Regions from separate parts of the Homo sapiens genome. Here region 2 is linked to region 1. Evidence: chromatin loops called from intact Hi-C (ENCODE). Cell type or tissue: left ventricle myocardium inferior. All regions are shown on one strand. Links, peaks and the distances in the headings refer to the core of each region. The heading gives the core; the rest is flanking DNA. Region 1 overlaps RHOJ (ras homolog family member J). Region 2 has its middle 39 kb from the start of LINC00644.

Region 1 (9,254 bases), core at 1,727-6,726:
TTTGGAAACAGTGTCCCAAAATTTCCATTCCTAGTCCTAGGTAGAATAATCTGCCTCTTCTCAGTTGTATTCTAGTAAATGTGCTGGATAGCTAAAGAACACATATAATTCAAAATATTCATTTGGTCAATTACAATGGAAGAGAGATGATTTCAAAACCAATTGATTAATCCCTGAACCACAAAAAGAAAATGTCTCTGAATCCAGCTATAGAGTCCATCTTGCTTGAATAATTAGATTTTTGTGCGTGAATAAACCAAGAAGCAATCCTCCACATCTTTGTCTTGAACTAACTGAAGCAAATGTGTTCTGAGAGGTAAAGTAATAGGAACTCATTGTCTCAACCCTCAATGTCAGCGCTAAACAAAATCATTTGACCTGCTTTCCCTTGACTTTGAGGCACCTAGTCTGCCTCAGACCTGGCTACAGCCCCATGAGCCATGGCCTGAGATACTCCTGCCCCTCCGCAATTCAGGCAAGCATGTGCTAAAGATAGTTTATAATGGGCTGGGCACGGTGGCTCATGCCTGTAATCCCAGCACTTTGGGAGGCCAAGGCAGACAGATCACAAGGTCAGGAGTTCAAGACCAGCCTGGCCAATACGGTGAAACCCCATCTCTACTAAAAATACAAAATTAGCCGAGCATGGTGGCGCGCACCTGTAATCCCAGCTACTTGGGGGGCTGAGGCAGGAGAATCCCTTGAACCTGGGAGGCGGAGGTAGCAGTAAGCTGAGATCGCACCATTGCACTCCAGCCTAGGCAACAAGAGCAAAACTCCATCTCAAAAAAGAAAGAGAGTTTATAATGAAGTCACTTGCATACACTGTCAACATGTGGTGGCTGCTGTTAAACATTAGCTCCCTTCCCCAAACCCTGAAACAAACTAACATTTGGACTTGGAGTGGAGCCCTTTGAAGATAGATTCTTCACAACTCCGTTTAATTCCCTGTTAGGTAGAATTCCAAACATTAGATTAGGCAATGAATTGAGGAATTTTTCTCAGGGTGAGTGCATGTTACTTCTCAGATCACACTAGGAAGGAAATAAGGCCAACCAGCCCTGTAAGCCAAATCTATTTAGGTTGTGCCAACTCATCCTGTACGAGACATATCCCTAGTAGTGTGTTACTGAATGTTAAAGGGATATCTAGAGCTCAGATCTTTGGCTCAGCTATGAAAGAGTCCCAGAGCTGACTTTCCCATGATGTCCTTGCAGGCCAGTTTGTTTACAATGCTTCAGGAGAGACCAAGTGGACAGCAGGGTGTTGGTTGGGTTGGGGACGCCACAGCCAACCCTGGGCATTCACCAGCTGAGGAACTTCAGACTGGGAGAGGGCTCTTTCCCAGGTTATGGCTTGCAGCCAGATGTCCTCCTACCTCACTGCAGGTCATTACAGTGGAACCAGCCATAGTACTAAGACAAGGTCTTGCCTCCTTCTCTTGATGTGGCCTCACCTAGAAGGATGATGTGGGCAAAGCCCTATTCAGATTGTGGCCTCTTGGGCAAGACTCTAGGATGGGCATATCTCAGACACAACACCTGTGAAAATGGCAGCTAGCAGCACTGCCAGGGAGGAATGACCGTCTCCTGGTGTCAGGAGCCAGGTGCAGCCTGGCCAGGCGCCTGGTTCTGTGGAAGGGTGAACCACTGCATGTGGGCAAGCACAGAATGGTGTCTGTCACTGAGAAACCACAGCCCACAGCAGCTCAGCTGTCACCAGTGTCTGTGGGAGTAGAGAAGCAAGGAAGGCCATCAGCCGAGCCCCTCACTCGCCCAGGGCTGCTTGTTGCACATCTCCCCCAGGCCCTGATTTCTGAAGTCCCGCTTTCCCCCAATGGCTAAGGAAGCACGCAACCAAGCAAGGAAGCAAGCACAGCTAGGGTTTATGAATGGCAACCCAGGCTCCACTTGGAAGGACACACATAAGCCTTCCCCTTTGCTATTGGCTGATCCAATGGGGCCATCTGGAGCACAGGATCTGGCAGCAACCCTCTATGGAAAGTTTGCCTAAAACCTCAGAACAAATGTTTTCCCTCAATGAGCAACTCCAAATTTCTTGCTCACGTGTATCTTCATGTGGGATTTTCAGGAGTAGGCAATTTGGGAGATTAGGGAGAAGTTTGCCCACATGACAGCTGCTTAGTAAAAGCAACCTCAGGACACAATCTTACTTCTCCCCAAATTATGAAAAAGAGAGCTGTAGGAACACTGAGAGTTGCAGTTGGAGTTTGCAAACATTTGGGTCTTATTACTACTCAGTTCAGAAAAAGTTAATTTCTGAATCAGCCCTGGCATCCAATAAGGGTAGGGAAATGCTTCCAGGACCAGCAGCTGTTGTTGATATGGGCTGGAGGACGGACTCTTTTACTGGATCATTAAAGTACTTACTATGTTCAAGACAATGGTCTAAGTGGCTGCAAATATTAACGTATTTTATTCTCATAACAACTCATAAGGCCAGCACTATTAGCCTCATTTTATGGATAAGGAAAGGGAGGCATGGAGAACTTACCCAGGATCACACCATAGTCACAAACCCAGAGAATTTCTACCCACCACCCATGTTCTTAAGCACCATGCTATGCACGCACACTATACATGGTGCCCACATTTTTCAAATTAAGCCTGATTTATGGGTGAATATGAAAATGAGACTTGTACCAAAAAATCTGAGATAAATGTCATTAAACCCAAGACTTGGAAGCAGAATTCTATTTCCAAATTAATGTGGGTATGGCGGGGTGGGAGGAGCTCAGCGCCTCTCTTTGCTGCTCAAAGTGTGGCCCCTGGACCCAGTAGCACTAGCATCACCTGGACATTTGCTAGAAATGCACATTCTTGGGCTCCATTCCAGTCCTGCTACTGAATAAGAATTTGCACTTTAGCCTGGGCAACATAGCGAGACCCTATCTCTACAACATTTTTTTAATTACCCAGGCGTGGTGTGCATACCTGTAGTCCCAGCTACTTGGGAGGCTGGAGAAAGGATCACTTGAGCCCAGGAGTTCAAGACTCCAGTGAACTATGATCAGTGCACTACAGTGTGAGCAGAAAGTGAGACCCAATCTCAAAACAAACAAACAAACAAAAACAAAATTACATTTTTAACAAGGTCCACAGGTGATGCAAATATATGTAGTGTCTAAGAAGTGCTATCTAGAAAATAATTTCACTTACCTGTGTCATGATGCAGCCTATAATATTTAGGGCCCAGGTGTTTGGCGCATCTGATGCTAACACTTTCTCTGAACTTTTCGTGTTTCATAATCACCCACAGTCACCCCAGAGCACCAGATCTGCCTTCAAACTGAACATGTTCTTGCCTTCAGGGTGAAGTTGGGCTAAAGGCACTCAAAGGCCTACTTTGCCCCAAATCCTTCCCTGCACTCCCCAATCCTAGCCTCTTTGTCTACTTTACCTCCAAAGCCCCATTTGAGCCTCTCTTTTAGATTAAAACGCTGTCTCTTCAAGAAGCAAATAAGCACCTGTTTTCCATTCTGAATTTCAGCATTAGAAAGGGCCTCAAATACCAACTAAACCACTTATCCACTTCTCGTAGCCGCTTGACATCATCTCCACCTGTTACCATCTAACCCAGGGCCAAAGCATGCTCCCTTGTGAAAAAATATTAAGTTACCAGCTGGCACAAATTCAACTCCCCCCAACCCCCAGTCCCAAGGGGACACTTTCTTTTATTAATCCTGACCCCTTTACCATATTTTATAGCTGTAGCCCAGGGTTAGCTCCCAATAGCCCAGGTGTGAGCCTTCTTTAAAAGTATTTTTGCTCTGTTGTCCTGGTTAAATTACTCCATCTGTCTAGACCTTTGTTTCTTAAACCATAAAACTGGCTCAGGGGAGAGGGAAGAACAGTCACCTGTGGTTCTGAAACTTGAGCTGCATCAGAATCACCTGGAGGGCTTGTTACAGCACTGATGGTGCAGCCTCTCCCCCAGTGCCTCAGCTTCGGTGGGGGGGGGCGGGGGCTGCGTGGCACCTGGGAATGTGTATTTCTAACAAGCTCCCAGGTGATGCCCATGCTGCTGGACTGAAGAGCGTAGTTTGGAAACCACTGCATTAGCTAATCTTTAAGGCCTTTTCTAGTGTTGGAATTGTATTTTCCCAATTCAGTCAGATAACTATTCTACATCATTCCATTTTGAGATTAGCCAGCAAAGAGTAAGAGAAACTTAACCTGTCTTACTTCCACATAAATCGAATAATTTCATGTATTTTCATTTTCTTTCCCCAACTGAATTGCCAATTCTTATTCACCTTATATAGTTCATACAGCATCCTCAACAGTGCTACGCATTCAGTAGGCACGAAATCTTTTTAAATGGAATGATACAGCAGGACTAAGGTTTCCACAGAAGAGAGATCCAGAATACAGAGCACGGTGAGCCCAGTGACTGACACTATCAAAAACGACTCAGCTGGAGGGCCAGGAGGGTAAATGATCAGAAACAGACTTCTCTCACCTGCCCCACCTACAGTCAACCCAGCAACCCATGGTCTTCCAACTTTTCCATAATGTAAATAGAAATCCTTTGATAGCCACTGGGTTAAAAAATCAGACAAGCATACTCCTTTCCGACTATTAACAACAGTTATTTGTTCCTACCCAATCTAGTTGTGACATTTCTCCTGATGATGTTTTGCTTTGGTTTTTGGCTTTGAAGTTTTAAATATACAGTGTTGCTGCCATCCAGTGGTAATCTGAAGCAGATGCAGGCCATCAAATAGATGATCCATCCTGTGGTCAAACATTTTGATTGCTGGGTAACATATGAGTCAAGATTCCTAGATAAGTGAGTTAAGAAAATGCTTAATCTGTCACTTTAAATTCTGAGCTGCAGAAAACAGTGTGGTCACAATTGAGAGCCAGAGCTGGATTTAGGCTAAATACCCCATCCTGGTATTTATGAACTCTGTAACATTGGCCCATCATGGAACTTCTCTAAACCTTAACTTCCTCTTCTATGAAATGTGAATGTTGATGGTACCATCCTTCCAGTTCCATCAGGAGGATGCAATGAGAACATACATAAGAGTTTGAAACAATGGCTGACCTTTAGCAATAACCCCTTGGGTGCATCCTCCATTAATGTTGGAGATGATAGTGAAGTACAGCCGTGTTCTCAACTCCAGGTCCACCCCAAACCAATTAAGTCAGAACTCCCAGATACGCAGGCCCACTCTCCAGAGATTCTAATTTAGCTGGTTCCAGAGTAGAAAAGGGGGTGGAGCAAGGAGTTGATTAGCAGAGCTTCAGGATGGTTTAAAAGCTCCCCAGGTGATTCTAATAAAAGTCACTGCAATAAATGGCCCACAGAAGTGCCACGTGTTCATTTGCAGGTCACTGTAGAGGTCATTTCTTCCAGTCTGTCAATAGCATTTATTGAATATTTACTGCGGAAAGAGTACCTGTAGGGATGAGAAAAAAATCAACATGGTCCCTACTCCATTTATGACAATCCAGATGGGAGCATGCAGTGGCAGAGGGCAGGTGGTGTGGTGAACAGCTGTAGATTATAGCCTGGGAAGGAGACTTCTTGGCTCACGGGCCTTACAGCTGCTCTTTAAGGGAACACTCCAGAGAGAAAAGAGAGAAGTGGGGAGACCATGGAAGAGGAGGTTTGTTTTTCAGAGCTAGTTGTGTAAAGAGGAGAGGGTAGTGCCAAGAATTTAGCTATCCCTTTCTCCACTGCCTCACCAGCTACACAAACACACACACACACACACACACACACACACACACAGACATAGGCACAACTTGGCTGAGATGCAACCCAGTAGACCTGGCACAACTTCCCAGTATGACCAGTGATTATTCAGCTGTGCACCCAACTCCCAATTATTGACTAGAAATGTGGTAAATTAGCCACAATAGTGGGGGTTTTTTTTGTTTTGGGTTTATTTTTTAGGATTTTACTTTTCAGCATCATTGCCCTCTTGCTTTGCATTTTGCATTAGGTACCTAAAACCTGTGCTTAAGTTTTAATAGTAGTAGCAGTAGTGGCCACATATACTGAGTCCCGTGTTCTGCATACTCTGAGTAGCTAAACAATAGATCAATGCATGCCCACCAACAGGAGTGGACCATACTTAACATTCTAAGGTACTTCCTTTCAGTCTCATGTGTATGTAGTGTGCACATGTGTGTACTTCCTTTTCTGGTCTTTTTTAAAATTTTTTTTATTATACTTTAAGTTCTGGGATACATGTGCAGAACGTGCAGGTTTGTTACATAGGTATACACGTGCCATGGTGGTTTGCTGCACCCATCAACCCGTTATCTAATAAATATATTATTAGAGTCAATAGAAAGGTTGATATTAAAAATATATCCATGATATATTGTTTTAAAAAACACAAGTGGCACAACAATATGAACAATTTAATCAATTTGTTTTTAAACTAAACATGTGTATGTGGTATACATACATAAATATAAAATGGGCCAGGTATGGTGACTCACGCCTATCATCCTAGCACTTTGGCGGGGGCTGAGGCAGGAGGATTGCTTGAGCCCAGGAGTTCAAGACCAGCCTGGGCAACACAGTGAGACCCCCATCTCTACAAAAAAAATAAAAATTGGCTGGGTGTGGTGGCATGTGCCTGTAGTCCAAGCTACTTGGGAGGCTGAAGTGGGAGTATCGCTTGAGCCCGGCAGTCTGAAGCTGCAGTGAGCCATGATCACGCCATTGCACTCCAGCCTGGGCAATAGATTGAGACTCCATCTCAAATAATAAAATAAAGTAAAATAAAATGTTTGGAAGGACAATGTTTAAGCAGTAGCTCCCTCTGGGGAGAGGAAATACTATTAGACATCATATCAGGGATGAAAACAAGCTTTCACTTCAACTCTGTGTACTTCTTCAATGTTTGCATTTTTGCAATGAGCACATACATGTTTTGTAAGTTTCTGAAATGTTTCATGAAGAGTAGTCATGCCCCTAATAAATGAGTTAATTATTTATTAACCCATCTCTATGAATACATGTATATCATAGGTGTGAACATATAAGTTTAGTTGCACATATAGTATACACACATATATAGTGCACACACATCATATATAGTGTGTATACACATACAAATTATGTATGGTGTGTATGGACACATGTCATGTTGCGATATGTGATGTATATATAAATATGGTATGTGTATGCACGCTTACACACAAAGTTACTGTCTGTTTATGTGTTACTAAATTCTATAAAAACATATAAAACTTTCTATTGAAATATCAGGTTTTACCGTGGAACCTCCTAAAACATTTTACATACAGTAAAAGCCCTTGCCAACATTTTCCCAAAGTCGAAATGATGCGCAGTTTTACTTTGTATTTATCAACTCCCACTAAAATAGCAAATACATAAATATCTTATGTAACCAGAAACTCTTCCATGAGCATATTCTGCTCTGAAAAATCTTTAGAAAGAAAATAATTAAGCCAGCATTTTATTTGGCCTTTAAGTAATACTTGAAACAAATCCAAAATTCTTAGCTCTAAACCCTCACTCAACATATTTCTTCAAATATTGTGGTGTCAAATTTGGCAATAACTCTTGTTTTGCATGTTAGTTCATTTATTCTAAATTAAATTTGGATATAATTTTTTTTAATCGTGTGAGGAGAGGATTCCTGTTGCCTTGGCAAATAGCTCACTAATTTAAATATAGTATATTCAATATAACACAATTCCAACATGATGGAAGAATTGCAATAATCTTTACTGAATGTTACACTTTAAATGGGTGAACTTTTGGTCTTTTGTTTTATTTTGTTTGTTTTTTGAGACAGGGTCTTGCTGTGTTGCCCAGGCTGGAGTACAGTGGCATGATCACGGCTCACTGCAGCTTCAAACTCCCAGGCTCAAGCCATCCTCCCACTTCAGCCTCCTGAGTAGCTGGGACTACAGGCGTGTGCCACCATGCCCAGCTAATTTTAGTATTTTTTTGTAGAGATAGGGTCTCGCTATATTGCCCAGGCTGATCTCAAGCTCAAGGAATCAGGTGATCCTCCCGCCTTGGCTTCCAAAGTGCTGGGATTACAGGCATGAGCCACTGTGCCTGGTCAGGTGAACTTTTGAATACATAGAAACAGAGAGTAGAACTATTGTTACCAGAGGCAAGTAAGGAAAGGAAACGGGGAGGTTTTGATCAAGGGTACAAAGCTGCAGTTAGCTAGGGTGAATAAGTCTACAGCTGTAATATACAGCATGATAACTATAGTTAATAATACTATATTGCATACTGGAAATATGCTAAGAGAGTAGGTCTCTGGTCCTCTCACCGTAAAATATATTTTTAAAGGTAAGCTGTAAGGAGATGAATATGTTAATTTGTTTCACTGTAGCATATATATGTATATCAAACACCATGTTGTACACCTTAAATGTATACAATTTAAAAATAAAAATAAATGGGTGAACTTTATGGTATATATAGGTAGGTATATAAGTTATATCTCAATAAAACTGCTAAAAATATTTTAAGTTCATCTTAAGAAGGGGCAATACATAATCTCTGTACGTAACAAAAAGGTATTTTTCTGACTGATGGCTCCTTTAGTTCTAGTAGAGAAAGAACTACCAGATTCCAGGGTTGAGGAAGAAACGGGATCCCAGTGCGCTGTAGTGGACTCTTACCTGAAATCTGACCTTGGAACTACATGGGACACACCTTACACAGGCTGTACAAACCCTTGTCTGCTCTTCCCACAGGAGGACTACAACCAGCTGAGGCCACTCTCCTACCCCAACACGGATGTGTTTTTGATCTGCTTCTCTGTCGTAAACCCTGCCTCTTACCACAATGTCCAGGAGGAATGGGTCCCCGAGCTCAAGGACTGCATGCCTCACGTGCCTTATGTCCTCATAGGGACCCAGGTTAAAATGTGGGCGATGGCAGGGTGGAGCGGGCTGCAAAAATGGGAAGACCCTTTAGGTACCTCGTGAACATCCTATTCTGCCAAACGCTATGGAAGTGTGTCTCAGACATGTCAATCCTATGAACAGAAGTTCTTAAGGTGTGCGTGATGATTTAGCCCATAGTGGAAAAGATAATAGAGCTATTTAATATGGAGCAGAAAGTTTTGATATGGCCTTCAAAAATTAATCTCTATGATTTTTTTTAAATAACAAAGTAATTTTTAAAATAGACACCCTTTGCCAGGCTTGAATCAGAGCAATGAGGTGAGGGTGTCAATTGAACATATTATCTAGTATTTTTTATATCTGAAACCC
Region 2 (9,254 bases), core at 2,296-7,295, 1.1 Mb before region 1:
ATAGCAGCATGATTTATAGTCCTTTGGGTATATACCCAGTAATGGGATGGCTGGGTCAAATGGTATTTCTAGTTCTAGATCCCTGAGGAATCGCCACACTGACTTCCACAATGGTTGAACTAGTTTACAGTCCCACCAACAGTGTCAAAGTGTTCCTATTTCTCCACATCCTCTTCAGCACCTGTTGTTTCCTGACTTTTTAATGATTGCCATTCTAACTGGTGTGAGATGGTATCTCATTGTGGTTTTGATTTGCATTTCTCTGATGGCCAGTGATGGTGAGCATTTGTTCATGTGTTTTTTGGCTGCATAAATGTCTTTTGAGAAGTGTCTGTTCATGTCCTTTGCCCACTTTTTGATGGGGTTGTTTGTTTTTTCTTGTAAATTTGTTTGAGTTCATTGTAGATTCTGGATATTAGCCCTTTGTCAGATGAGTAGGTTGGGAAAATTTTCTCCCATTCTGTAGGTTGCCTGTTCACTCTGATGGTAGTTTCTTTTGCTGTGCAGAAGCTCTTTAGTTTAGTTAGATCCCATTTGTCAATTTTGGCTTTTGTTGCCATTGCTTTTGGTGTTTTAGACATGAAGTCCTTGCCCATGCCTATGTCCTGAATGGTATTGCCTAGGTTTTCTTCTAGGGTTTTTATGGCTTTAAGTCTAACATTTAAGTCTTTAATCCATCTTGAATTAATTTTTGTATAAGGTGTAAGGAAGGGTTCCAGTTTCAGCTTTCTACATATGGCTAGCCAGTTTTCCCAGCACCATTTATTAAATAGGGAATCCTTTCCCCATTGCTTGTTTTTCTCAGGTTTGTCAAAGATTGGATAGTTGTAGATATGTGGCATGATTTCTGAGGGCTCTGTTCTGTTCCATTGATCTATATCTCTGTTTTGGTACCAGTACCATGCTGTTTTGGTTACTGTAGCCTTGTAATATAGTTTGAAGTCAGGTAGCGTGATGCCTCCAGCTTTGTTCTTAAATTCTTTTAAAAATTGGGATTTTAGGCTGGGTGTGTGGCTCACAGCTGTAATCCCAGCACTTTGGGAGGATGAAGCAGGAGGATCACTTGAGGGCAGGAGTTTGAGACCCACTTGGTGAACATGGTGAAACCCCGTCTCTACTTAAAAAAAAAACAAAAATTAACCAGGTGCCGTGGCACGCACCTGTAGTCCCAGCTACTCAGGAGGCTGAGGCAGGATAATTGCTTGAGCCTGGGAGATGGAAGTTGCAGTGAACTGAGATTGTGCCACTGCATTCCAGCCTGGATGACACAGCAAGATCCTGTCAAAAAAAAAAGTTGGGATTTTATGAAGAGAACATCAGCTCTATTTCAATTGAGATTGAAAGAGACCTTGGGATGATCAATGTTTATTTTCCTTAACAGGACTAAGTACACTGACAAAACACATTATAAATAATAGCTACAATGATACGATCCTTTCTCATTAACATGAGAGAAACCCTTCACTAGAGGAAATATCGCCATCCTGGTTTTCTGAGTTTGCCCTCTCTTGTCATGATTGCGTGTGCCTGTCGCCCATTTTCTCCTGTTTGCCTTCTGGTTTGAGGTAGCTGACGATCAGCAGGTCCCCTGTTTGAATCAGGGCAGGCGTACCAACTCCAGAGCATGATCAGTTTTCCTGTCTGTAGTTGTTCATGGTTTAAACTCTAAATTCAGTTGTTACCAATTGTGTGTCAGTATTGGGATATAAAGCTGGGGATTTCAAAGCACTTCCTTTCTGATTCTCTAAAATGCTTACTATGGCTACTGCTTACAAAATTTCCATGCTGCAGAGGTGGACAGGCTTTATAAGTCTCCATTGTTTTTGGAGGAAGTGGGGATGACTTTTCTCCAGAGTACATCTAGAGCAGTTTCTCCCACTGCTGAATGTAGTTTGTTTTCCTCTATCAGTTTGCCTAACTAATATCAGCAGTTAAAATGACCCATTTGCTACTTCTTGGGTTTTGCTCTTTACCAGTTTGTGTATCTTATGTTTCTGATTCACAAATTCACATGAAACAGACCTCCTAAGAGGCATGTGGTAGGAAATAATATGGAGATGATTCTACAGACTGCTCCACACTGACAACTAGAGCAGGTTCCAGGAGTCACTTAACCATTAGTTACTATGAAGTCATTGAAACCTCAGAAAATTGAGTTTATTCTGATTATCTGATTATAGGTAGTTGGCAGTAAGGGGTATTATGGAAATACAAGAATATACAGGCATGCACAATTTGTTGAGTATTTATATGTATCAGATATTGCTCTGCTTTATATATTTTAAAATAATTATCTGCTTACTTCCATTGAAATGATAATGGAATATTCATTACAGTGCACCCTTATACTTTCAAAGTGTTCTCCTGTGTGAAGTAGATATTATTACCATTCTTTTATAAGCAAAAATACAGGCACAGAGAAGTCAAGTAATTCATCTAAGGTGCTACATAATTACTAAAAGATAAATCCAGAATTGGATCCTAGGCAGTCAAGTTCAAGTCATGTCTTAACGACCACACTTATCAGCTATCCCATTTAATTTGGGAAATCCAATTATGGAGGCATCAGCACCTTCCCCAATATCAGCAATTGAGGCAAAAACTTACATATGATACCTGATGGCATTTTTCTTTCTAACCAGTTCATATTATGTTTTGCACTGCTCCTTTTACATGCTCTTCCTCCTCTTTCAAGTCCTTAGAAAGGATTTAATGTATTTAGAAGAAATGACACAAACAAATGAAAAAACATTCCATGCTCTTGAATAAGAAATCTCAATATCATTAAAATGGCCTTACTGCCCAAAGCAATTTACAGATTCAATGCTATTCCCATTAAACTACCATTGACATTCTTCACAGAACTAGAGAAAACTATTTTAAAATTTATATGGTACCAAAAAGGAGCCCATATAGTCAATGCAATCCTAAGCAAAAAGAACAAAGCTGGAGGCATCATGCTACCCAACTTCAAACTATACTGCAGGGCTACAGTAACCAAAACAGCATGGTACTGGTACAAAAACAGACACATTGACCAATGAAACAGAATAGAGAACCCAGAAATAAGGCCACACACCTACAACCATCTGATCTTCAACAAACCTGACAGAAAAAAGTAATGGGGAAAGGATTCCCTATTCAATAAATAGTGCTGGGAGAACTGGCTGGCCATATGCAAAAAGTTGAAGCTGGACCCCTTCCTTATATCATATACAAAAGTTAACTTAAGATGGGTTAAAGACTTAAAACTATGAAAACCCTGGAAGGCGACCTAGACAATACCCTTCAGGGCATAGGCACAAATAAAGATTTTATGACAAAAGATGCCAAGAGCAAATGCTACAAAAGCAAAAGTTGACAAATGGAATCTAATTAAACTAAAGAGCTGCTGCACAGCAAAAGAAACTATCAACAGAGTAAACAACCTACAGAATGGGAGAAAAATTTTGCAAACTATACACCTGATAAAGGTCTAATATCCAGCATCTATAAGGAACTTAAATTTACAGGAAAAAACAACCCCATTAATAAGTGGGCAAAGGACACTTTGAAGAACAGACATTTCTCAAGACATACATGCAGCCAACAATCACCTGAAAAAAAAAACTCAACATCACTGATCATTAGAGAAATGCAAATCAAAACTACAATGAAATATAATTTTACAACAGTCAGGATGACTACTAAAAAGCCAAAAAAATAACAAATGCTGGTGAGGTTGTGGAGAAAAATACTTTTACACTTTTGGAGGGAGTGTAAATTGGTTCAACCATTGTGGAAGACAGGGTGGCAATTCCTCAAAGACCTAAAGATAGAAATACCATTTGACCCAGAAATCCCATTACTGGATATATACCCAAAGGAATATAAATCATTCGATTATAAAGACACATGTATGTGTATGTTTATTGCAGCATGATTCACAATAGGAAAGACATGGAATTAACCTAAATGCCCATCAATGATAGACTGGATAAAGAAAACATGGGACATATACACCATGGAATACTCTGCAGCCATAAAATGAGATCATGTTCTTTCCAGGAACATAGATGGAGCTGGAGGCCATCGTATTAGTCCATTCTCTTGCTGCTATAAAGAACTGCCCAAGACTGGGTAATTTATAAAGGAAGAGGTTTAATTGACTTACAGTTCCACATGGCTAGGGAGACCTCCCATGTGGGGAGGAAACTTACGATCATAGCAGAAGGGGAAGCAAACATGTTCTTCACATTGCAGTAGGAAGGAGAATGAGAGCTAAGCAAAGAAGGAAGCCCTTTATAAAACCATCAGATCTTGTGAGAATTTACTATCATGAGAATAGCATGGGGGAACCACCCACATGATTCAGTTACCTCCCACCGAGTCCCTCCCATGACACATGGGGATTATGGGAACTATAAGATGAGACTTGGGTGAGGACACAGCCAAACCGTATCAGCCATTATCCTTAGCAATCTAACACAGGAACAGGAAACCAAATACTGCATGTTCTCACTTATAAGTGGGAGCTAAATGATGAGAACACATGGACACAAAGAGGGGACGAACACACACTGGGGCCTGTCAGAGCATGAAGGGTGAGAGGAGGGAGAGGATCAGAAAAAATAATGGAGAGTATGCTTAATACCTGGGTGATGAAATAATCTGTACAACAAACCCCCATGACACATGGTTGCCTATGTTGACAAACCTGCACATCCTGCATATGTACCCCTGAATTTAAAAGTTAAAGGACTATAATGAGAAAAAAATCAATGTCCCTGTCCTAATCTGATACCACTGGGTCCCTGGATATGACAGAAACAAAGACAAAAGGCTAGGGATCATGAGGAAAGGGTGAAGATAACCCCTACTTCATAGATTTCTCTAGGACCAGCTCCTGTGTACCACATTCATCGATTTCTAATGAAAATGAAAGAAAAATTACTAGAACGTGCATCTTCCTTGGGTAGCTAATAATCATTTTGACACATCACAAGGTAAACTCTTTTTTTGGAAGATGCAAAGATATTTTAGACAATATCTCTGCCCTCAACTTCTCATTGCCCTGCTCTCTGTCCTCTCATGACATAGATTTAAATTCAGCACGGGCAGGAGTCTCATCTCAATCATCTTTTTATCTCCTTCCCTAGATTAGGGTGCAGAAGGTTCACAATAAATGCTTGTGAAATACATGCTTGATGGCCCCGTGGTTCAGCTCTGGTATGAGTAAGTTGGAGTCTGGGTTCCTGGAGATGTCCCAAAGCACCAAATGCCTCAAGCCCAGCTGCTGTCATCTTGTTAGCAAGGATGAATATGCAACAGCAGGTGGCAGCAAACCTTTGCATTTGCTCTTCTCTTGGTAGCAATAAGTGTCTCAGCCAAATTGTGTTATGGCTCACAGGTGTCCTGCTTTTTCCACTTGGTGCCTTTTGGATCTAGTTTGCTGAGAAATGCAGCTCCACGAACAATATCCTCAGCACCTCTTTCAGAATAAACTAGATTTCAGTAGAAGGAGTTCAATTTGAATTAAAGTGAGCCAACCTGCCTTGCCAGCTGTTGCCCTTGCAGACTCTGTGTGCCAGTAACGGCAGCCACCTGGGGAGATGCCCTTCCTGGGAAAGCGCTGCTGCTGCAGTTGTGCCCTTTGCCTCAGCAGTCCATTAAAAACTGTTTTGCAGAGAAGGCGACTGGGAGGTATGACAGGTTGATTATACATTGAGGTGGACTAGGATAGCCTATCTTATGTCTGATAGGCCAACACATTTAGCAATAGTGTCCCCTTACACTCTCAAAGTGTTCTTGCTTGGGTGGAGGCTAAGTTGTATGGTCATGAGTGGCTCATGTTTCCATCTGGGTCCTCAGCTGTGTAAGAAGGGAATTGAAAGGAATCTGAAGCAATTGCCTTGATGAGTATCTGAGATTTGAGAGGTGAGAGGTAGAAGGAGGAAGTGGGATTCATGGAGGAGAACTTTGGGGCTTGGGTAAACTCTTTTTCTTCCCTTGTCTTCTGAAGCTGGATGGCTTTGTGGCCAAGTTGCAAAGGAAGTGGTACATTTATCCAGTCCTCCAACAGGCTCCACAGACTTTCTTGTCCTTCTGAAGACATCCTAGGTATCATACTTCACATCTACAGGAATGTGCTTTCTAATGGGCAGCATTTGGCCACTAGGTAGCTTTTAGGCAAGGGCCCTGCTGAACCTAATTAGAACACACAGAAAATTCCCATGGTAAATTGACATTAGACAGTGAAGGTGGGCAGCAGTGTGTGTGTGGGTGGGGGTGGTCGGGGGCAGGGTCATAGGGATGAGGATCTAGTTTTGGCAGGAACTTGAGCTAGCTTCAGGACCCCAACAAAACCCAGTTGTACGTGGTGGGTGATGCTCTAAGAGGTGGTGTAGCATAGTGGGTAATATGGTCCACTTCGAAGGTAGAAAAGAGTAAGCTGGCTTCAGACTCTGCCATTTCTTCATTGCATGAACATGGGTAAACACTCAATTCCTCAGGGTCCTCATTTCTAAAATGGGTCTAGTAACGCCCACACTCACAGTACATACTCTACACATGGTAAATCATGAATAAATTGTTATAGATGATTTCATAGGAAAACTGAAATAATCTGTGGTTATTTTTCTGCATATGTAAAATTAAGGGTCTTTATACTTACTTATTTTAGTTTTTGATGAAGACACATTACAGTTATTTTCATAATTAATGTTAAAGAGAAATAGTTCTAAACCTAGGAATTAAAACTTGGACATTGGCCTTGGCTCTGGCATTAACTAATTATATCACCTTTTACAGGTTGCTTAACTTCTGCAGGCTTTACTCCTTTATGCAGGTGAGAAGTATAGGGCCTGATGCTTGCTTCTGTGCCTTTGACACTAACAGCCTTAGATTTCCCAAGATTTGCCTTTACACAGTGTAATGCAGTGCTCTATCCCCTACATTGGCTGGCTGGTTGAGTCTATTAGAGGCTGAGGTTTGAAAGGCTGGGGTCATAGGCTTGATTCCACAATGGCCTAGTTAGTTGTGTTTCAAGGTTGTTTCAAGTCATCTCTCTGACCTCAGCCATATGTTCTGTGAGCACAAAGAAGGACACTTTCACAAATATGGGGTATTCAACCATGCCATCATGACTACTACAAGGGGACAAAAAGATGAAGGGGTCACCTACGCTGAAGGTCAATCAAATTGCCCAGGTGTGAAAAGAACAGTATCATCTTCCAGGGATCCTTTACCATGGTGGTCACCTCCTGCTAATTACTGCCTGTTTTATAACAATTTGCTAAAATAAGTCATATGGAAATTTGATTAAATTTTAGGATCTTAAATTGCCTTAAAATAATTCTTTCATTAATGGCAAGGTACTTGTTGGAAGAAACAAAACACATCAGAAACAAGATTTATGACCACTTAAGAAATCTGTTAAAATTTTTTTTTTTAATGGACTCCAGCTCTTGGTGCTATTTGCATGCTATTGGAATGCAGAGATGGTGAATCAGAGCCTAAATCCGGGCTCCGAGCAGATCGAGGTGGGAGAGCTTTTAACTAGAATTAGAACCTTCTCTTCTAAGAGACTTTCTGCAGGCAGGAAGTCATTTGCCCAGGGTATTGGTTCTCCTGCTGTGGTGTTGGTGAGAGTCCTTTAGGGCTCTGCAAGAGGGACCTTAACTTGTGTAGTTAATGAGCCAAAGGCCTTCTGCCTGACAATGTTTTCTGAAGATCTATCTTCCTCTGAATGCAGCAGTTTTCCTCTCTTTAATAAGGATGATCTGATTTACAAAACAACAAAAAAACAGTAAATCAAGACCAAAAGGTAAGACACTCTGCCCTCAGGATTAATGAACCCAAAGGCTGGTGTCCATACAGATCCTTCTGATCCTAATATCCTACAGTAGAAGATAGAGCAGCCTCCATGTTTGGGACAATATTTTTATTATGTGTTAACATCAAATCTGTAGAAGCTCCAAGCTCTGAAAAGATTATACCCACTCCTTGTCATGTAATTTAAAATAATAGAAGAATTTTCTAAACCAAAAAGTTAAAAGTTAAACAAGATAAACAGTTATGACTTTCTGATTATTTTGATAATTTTTTTGTAATGCCACATATCAAATTACTTAAATAATTACTTTCATTATTGTCCTCTTCCCCTTTTGTGCCCCTGCATTGCTGGTACAGTGCTGGTGGTTGTTTTCACCTGTTCCTTGTGTGACAGCACTTCCCACCCCCAGAGAGGTATTTTTTCAAATGTGGTTCTGGGGGTCCCTTGAGTTAGATCATGTGCAGGGCATAGTAAATGAACATTCCAGGGGACCTCAGGTTCATTTCAGATCGAACTCATCAGAATCTCTGGAGTTGAAGTTAGCTGATTAATGAGCTCCCCAGGTGATGGATGTACAAAAATAAAGCTTATGAAGCACACTTAGAATGTTCTAGTGCAGATACTCTATGGCTCTTATAATCACTGAGGAGCATCTTCAAAAACAGGACCACTCATAGTTTCTGCTGATTCATATGTACTGGGAGAGACCTCTGGGATGTCTAGATGAGAAAAGCTCCATTGCAATTTTATTGAGAATCATACACTAGACCAGTAGAGTTCAACAAAAACATAATGTCAATCGCACCTATATTGTACAGTTTTCTGGTAAATACATTTAAAAAGTGAAGTGCAACAAGTAAAATTACTTTTTAAAATATTTTAACTTTAAACCAATATAACATCATTTCTCATATAATCAATATAAAATCATGGAGATGCATTACATTCTTTTTTCATATTAGGTCTTTGAAACTAGTGCGTAGTTTACAGTTGCAGCACATTTCAGGTTGAGGTAGCTGCGTTTCAAGTGCTCAGTAGCCACATGTGAGTGGTTACTGAATTGCATAGCGTATCCCTAGACAGTCTTTCACCTAATCTGGAAGTGCTGGAACTGGGGTGTTTCAAAAAAGCTATTTTATCTGTGATCTCAGTCACCTTTGATTCCTAAATATACTTACATAATTAAAAAAAACTTACAATCCTTTTCTTTTCCTTTTCCATTGCTCCCGTCTTAGTTTAGGCTGTGCTTACCCTACACCATCACTTCATTCTATGCAACCTGAGAACTTCCCCCTACCTCTACGTTGTCTTCAATTCATCTTGACTTATAAATTTTCCATTGTTCTTACAACATAATTTTCATCATAACACACTCTTCTGGACCTTAACATTTTTAGGCTATAAACACAGAATTGCAAGTTGGAAAGAAGTTTAACACTTG

What was found. A loop is a pair of places that touch in the nucleus more often than their neighbours do. Peaks named below come from ENCODE experiments on the same cell type or tissue, not always from the same donor. Only the 100,000 strongest peaks of a DNase experiment are listed, where the experiment ranks them.
Region 2: a loop joins it to region 1, with 5 times the contacts of the local background. A loop is called at or near these places in 74 of 110 quality-filtered maps.

What each region holds. Positions count from the first base shown.
Region 1 is chr14:63,272,239-63,281,492 of GRCh38, forward strand. RHOJ (ras homolog family member J) reads left to right here. Exons shown (of 5, transcript NM_020663.5): 3 at 8,733-8,897. Among named protein-coding and RNA genes, the nearest start is that of GPHB5, 42 kb to the right of the region's middle. In left ventricle myocardium inferior, for the core only: CTCF peaks have their summits at 4,719 (motif pointing left) and 4,927; a DNase peak (open chromatin) is centred at 1,933; H3K27ac peaks cover 2,928 bases.
Region 2 is chr14:62,174,263-62,183,516 of GRCh38, forward strand. No RefSeq gene overlaps it. Among named protein-coding and RNA genes, the nearest start is that of LINC00644, 39 kb to the left of the region's middle. In left ventricle myocardium inferior, for the core only: a CTCF peak has its summit at 5,315 (motif pointing right); a DNase peak (open chromatin) is centred at 5,299; H3K27me3 peaks cover 886 bases.